2 separate regions of the Homo sapiens genome follow, and region 2 is linked to region 1. A link is an interaction called in ENCODE POLR2A ChIA-PET data of the cell type or tissue named here. Cell type or tissue: GM12878. All regions are shown on one strand. Links, peaks and the distances in the headings refer to the core of each region. The heading gives the core; the rest is flanking DNA. Region 1 has its middle 23 kb from the start of LINC01003. Region 2 has its middle 77 kb from the start of XRCC2.

The links. ChIA-PET counts read pairs that join two places held together with the same protein. Peaks named below come from ENCODE experiments on the same cell type or tissue, not always from the same donor. Only the 100,000 strongest peaks of a DNase experiment are listed, where the experiment ranks them.
Region 2: POLR2A ChIA-PET joins it to region 1 with 6 read pairs; 2 of 35 experiments call an interaction of 5 or more read pairs at or near these places.

Annotation. Positions count from the first base shown.
Region 1 is chr7:152,485,446-152,488,357 of GRCh38, reverse strand. No RefSeq gene overlaps it. Among named protein-coding and RNA genes, the nearest start is that of LINC01003, 23 kb to the right of the region's middle. In GM12878, for the core only: no CTCF peak of the experiment used is centred there; no DNase peak of the experiment used is centred there.
Region 2 is chr7:152,597,263-152,600,174 of GRCh38, reverse strand. No RefSeq gene overlaps it. Among named protein-coding and RNA genes, the nearest start is that of XRCC2, 77 kb to the left of the region's middle. In GM12878, for the core only: no CTCF peak of the experiment used is centred there; a DNase peak (open chromatin) is centred at 1,334.

The sequences.
Region 1 (2,912 bases), core at 149-2,648:
TTTTTTTTTTTAGATAAGGCCTCACTCTGTTGCCCAGGCTGGAGGGCAGTGGTACCATCACAGCTCACTGCAGCCTCAAACTCCAGGGCTTAAGCCATCTTCCCAGCTTGGCTTCCCAACCAGCTGGGCTAGAGGTGCACGCCACCATGACTGGCTCATTTTAAAATTTTTTTGTAGAGATGGGGTCTTCCTATATTGCCCAGGCTGGTGTTGAACTGTTGGCCTCAAGTGATCCTCCTGCCTCCGCCTCCTGAAGTGCAGGGATTACAGGCATGAGCCACCGTACCTGGCCCACAGTTGTTGACTTTAATGGAGAGAGACACTATATCTAATCATCCATCTCTGAGTACTAAAAATATGAAAAGATATATATTTTAAATCTGTAGGCCAGGGGAGGTGGCTCAGTAATACCAGCACTTTGGGAGGCCGAGGCAGGCGGATCACCTGAGGTCAAGAGTTGTTTTTTGTTTTTGTTTTTTTTTTGAGACAGAGTCTTGCTCTGTCGCCCAGGCTGGAGTGCGGTGGTGCCATCTCGGCTCACTGCAAGCTCCACGTCCTGGGTTCAAGCAATTCTCCTGCCCCAGCCTCCTGAGTAGCTGGGACTACAGGCGCATGCCACCATACCCAGCTAATTTTTGTATTTTTAGTAGAGAAAGGGTTGCACCATGTTGGCCAAGATGGCCTCAATCTCTTGACCTCATGATCTGCCCGCCTCGGCCTCCCAAAGTGGTGGGATTACAGGCATGAGCCACCACACCCGGCCAAGGTCAGGAGTTTGAGACCAGCTTGGCCAACATGGCAAATCCTCGTCTCTACTAAAAATACAAAAATTAGCCGGGCATGGTAGTGGGGGCCTGTAATCCCAGCTGCTCGGGAGGCTGAGGAAGGAGAATCACTTGAACCCGGGAGGCAGAGGTTGCTGTGAGCTGAGATTGGGCCCCTGGACAGGGAGAGAGAAAAAGGAAAGGAAAGAGAAAAGGAAAGGGAGAGGGGGAGGGAAAGGGAAAGGGGAAGGGGAGGGGAAGGGAAAGGGGAAGGGGAGGGGAAGGGAAAGGGGAAGGGGAGGGGAAGGGAAAGGGGAAGGGGAGGGGAAGGGAAAGGGGAAGGGGAAGGGAAGGGAAAGAGAAAAAGAAAGGAAGGAAAGGGAAGAAGGGAAAGGAAAGGAAGAGGAAAGGGAAAGGAAGGGAAGAGAGAGGAAGGAAGGAAGGAGAGAGAAAATAATTTTTTAAAAATTAATGATTCCAGGAAATCCTAAAATGAGCCTGTCTCTTCATTTCTGTGGATTTCTTGTCACTATATAGATGAAATAATGGTTTATGTCATTCTGCAGCAAAACAAACCAACATTTACTTCTATTTACACTTCAATTATGAAAGCTAATTGTTGGATTAAATCAATTGCAACTGGGTTATATCAAACCTCACAGAGTTGTTAAAACCTTAAGTTACCATGTAATAATCTGGAAATGTCACCTAAAATTCTGGATTTCCAACTTTCTGGGAAAATGGAAATTCTGGCAGTAGTTGCTCCAAATTCTCAGATGGAAATCGTTACTGAAAGGTGAATACCAGAGATGCTCCGTAGTCCCTTGTAGTCCTACCACTTCCTGTGGTCCTCAGCAGTGAACCCTCAACCTACCCATCCACTTGAGTTTTCAGTCCTGGTATATGAAAAACTTTACACTGTTTTCAGGACTGTTAACAGTTTGCTAGTATGGCTGGATTTATATCACGAAACTCCAACAAGTCGACGTATTCATGAATCCACCTGACGTGAAATTAACAAAGAACCTCTTAGCTCAATGTTTCTTAAAGTATGGTGGACAGGAACACCATGTGAGAAAAAACTGAGAATCTCTGGAAATAAGCCTGAGAATCTCTTGAAATAAGCAACAGGCTTGTTCCTCTTCTTCTTCTTCTTCTTTTTTTTGGCGGGGGACAGGGTCTTGCTCTGTGGCCCAGGCTGAAGTGCAGTGGCACAACCACAGCTCACTGCAGCCTCAACCTCCCAGGCTCAAGCGTCAAGCGATCTTCCTGCCTTGGCCTCCCAAAGTACTGGGATTACAGGCATGAGCCACCACGCTCTGCCTGGGGTATGCATTTGAAATGAGTTCTCCAAATGATTCTCATGTATACTCAATTTTGAGAACCAATGTCCTAAAGCAGAAAAACAATTCATTATTTTGCAAATTGCTCTCCCTTCAGTGGTTTTTTGACAGAATATGTAAATTCTAAGAGAATTCAAAGGAAGAATTTACTCCTAGCTGGACAGATCAGGGAAGGCTGTCCTGGGAGATGGTAGCATTTGGGCCAGCCCTTGATGAAAACACAGGATGGAGACATGTGCAGAATGGTGCCCCAGGGGGCGGAAACTGCGTGAGCAAAGGCACAGAGGCAGGAAAAGGGCATGTGTAGGGAAGGGCAAGCAACTTTCCTTCGTTGTCATAAGCGTTCATTAAAGGGAGTAGAAGTCAAGCAGGGTGGCTCACACCTGTAATCCCAGCAATTCAGGAGGCCAGAGTGGGAGGATCACTTAAGCCCAGGAGTTTGAGACCAGCCTGGGCAACATAGTGAGGCCCGGTTTCTATTATTTATTTTTATTATTATTATTTTTTAGATGGAGTCTCACTCCATTGCCCAGGCTGGAGTACAGTGGCGCGACCTCGGCTCACTGCAACCTCTGCCTCCTGGGTTCAAGCGATTCTCCTGCCTCAGCCTCCTGAGTAGCTGCGACTACAGGCGCACGCCACCACGCCCAGCTAATTTTTTGTATTTTTAGTAGAGACAGGGTTTCACCATGTTAGCCAGGATGATCTCGACCTCTTGACCTCATGATCCGCCCGCCTTGGCCTCCCGAAGTGCTGGGATTACAGTCGTAAGCCACCGCACCCGGCCTATTTTTTTTTTTTAATG
Region 2 (2,912 bases), core at 239-2,738, 110 kb before region 1:
GAGGTTGCAATGAGCCGAGAATGCGCCACTGCACTCCAGCCTGGGCAACAGAGAGAGAGTCTGTCTCAAAATAAGTGAACACATAAATAAATAAATCTAATATTGATTCCTTCAGGTTTCACTTAATGAGCCATGCAAGAGGATCATATTTTAAATGAATTGTAATGTGAGTTATTCACATGGTTTTAAAAATACGCTCTTGTTACATACAAACAATCTGCGTAGGACGCGTCTCCTTTTGCCTGGACAAGATATAAGCTGTTAACTTTGGGATTCGCAGAAGAACTCTTTGGCACAAGGCAGAGGCCACTCGTTATTACCGAACTAAAGGGTTTCCAAAGGCCAGCCGCAGGTAGGCGGTGTGCAGTACCATGAACTGCCCTAGTTAAAAGTTTGTATAAATTAATAGGAAAAACACTAAAACTCAAGAGAAAAATGGGCCCAGTGTGTAAACAGGTAATTCCAAGAAAGTACACAAGTAACTTTAAAAACCATTAAAAGTGGTCAGCTGGGCCGAGCATGGTGGCTCATGCCCGTAATCTCAGCCCTTTGAGAGGCTGAGGTGGGAGGATTGCTTGAGCTTGAGCCCAGGAGTTCAAGATCAGCAAACATGGTGAAACTCTGTCTCTACAAAAAATAAAAAATTAGCCGGGCATGGTGGTACACGCCTGTAGTCCTAGCTACTTGGGAGGCTGAGGCAGGAGAATTGCTTGACCCTAGGAGGTCAAGGCTGCAGTGAGCCATGATTGTGCCACTGCACTCCAGCTTGGGTGACAGAGCGAGACCCTGTCTCAAAAAAACAAAAATAAAATATAAATAAAATACAAATGGTCAGCCAAAGTGATAACCCAGAAATGTAAACTAAAACAATATGAAACAGCATTTTAGGCATTCTAATTAAAGACAATAATAATAATTTTGGGGAGAGTAGAATTCAATTTTCATACACAGTGGCAGGGGAGTAAATCAGTACAAATGTGAAAAGCACTTTGGAAATCCTTAAAATCCAAACCATTTGATCTAGAAATTCCCCTTCTGGGAATCTATTTTAAGGAAAGTTTTAAGCAATAGAAAATTTTGTATTAAAAAAGACCATCAAGTTATTTCTAATAGCAAATATAACTGAAGACAACTTTACTACTTAACAATAGGAAACTGGATAAAGAAGTTACAGTCCTGTGTATCCATATAATCAAATATGATGCTGCCATTTAAAGTGACGTCTCTGAGCCATTTTGCTTTTGACAAACTCTTTCAAAACTTAGCTCTCCAACTTTCCGACATCTACCTAACACCTAGATTTCCTGTCTCTAGATGTACCGTGATAAATTCAGACTTTCTCCTGCTGCAGACATTTAGGTTATTTCCAAGGTTTTTTCCCTTTTAAAAGCACTCAAGCAAGCATTTATGTGAATATTCAGACGTACACTAAAGACCAAGAAACATCTTGAAAGACAGTTTCGCTGGGCACGGTGGCTCACGCCTGTAATCCCAGCACTTTGGGAGGCCAAGGCGGGCGGATCACGAGATCAGGAGTTCGAGACCAGCCTGGTCAACATAATGAAACCCCGTCTCTACTAAAAATACAAAAATTAGCCAGGCATGGCGGTATGTGCCTGTAGTCCCAGCTACTCGGGAGGCTGAGGCAGGAGAATTGCTTGAACCCGGGAGGCAGAGGTTGCAGTGAGCCGAGATCATGCCACTGCACTCCAGCTTGGGCGACAGACTCAGACTTTGTCTCAAAAAAAAAAAAAAAAAAAAAAAAGCCGGGCGCATTGGCTCACGCCTGTAATCCCAGCACTTTGTGAGGCTGAGGCAGGCGGATCACGAGGTCAAGAGATGGAGACCGTGCTGGCTAACATGGTGAAACCCCACCTCTACTAAAAATACAAAAATTAGCTGGGCGTGGTGGTGTGTGCCTGTAATAATCCCAGCTACTCGGGAAGCTGAGGCAGGAGAATGGCTTGAACCCGGGAGGCAGAAGTTGCAGTGGGCCAAGATCGCACCACTGCACTCCAGCCTGGTGACAGAGTGAGACTCCATCTCAAAAAAACAAAAACAAAACAAAAGAAAGACACCTTCAGAGCAATTCTGGTCTGGGGACCTTGTTGAGAGTGGCTGGGTCCCCAGGCCAGTCCCACAAGCCCACTGAGAGCTGCAGCTGCACAGGTCTTTCCAGAACTGGAAGCAATATTCACAGCCACACTCATTATCACAACTCCCAGGACTTCAAATTTGTATCAAAATTTTCATGTTTATCTTCCCTAAAGTCTCCATAAACAAATCCAGAAACTGCTCAGGGACAAACTTATTTGCTCCTGGGAAGAGAAATCCCTCCCAGGCATGTGCAGGCCGGCCTGCCACAGGGGACAAGGAGCTAACGGAAGTTTTGTCCAGGAGTAACGAACGCCCACGTCTAGTTGAAGATGCAAAGGAAAACAGACAGACAAACATGATTACCCAGCGTGGGCCCTGGGCAGGACACCACAGTGACTGCCTCATAGCCACCTACATACTTTTTGGTTGGTTTGTTTCTTGTTGTGGCCAATTGTTCTGCCCCACCCTCCACCACTGTCACTAATTCAAACCAGGAGGGCCACGGAGGGAGGTGACAACGGAGAGGGAGTAGGCTGGGTTTGGTTGTGTTCTTTTTTTGTTTTGAGACAGAGTCTCACCCTGTGTCCAGGCTAGAGTGTAGTGGTGCCATCTCGGCTCACTGCAACCTCTGCCTCCTGGGTTCAAGCAATTCTCCCGTCTCACCCTCCCAAGTAGCTGGGATTATAGGCACGCTCCATCATGCCCAGTTAATTTTTGTATTTTTAGTAGAGACGAGGTTTTGCCATGTGGCCAAGATGGTCTCGAAATCCTGACCTCAAATAATCCACCGGCCTGGGCCTCCCAAAGTGCTGGGA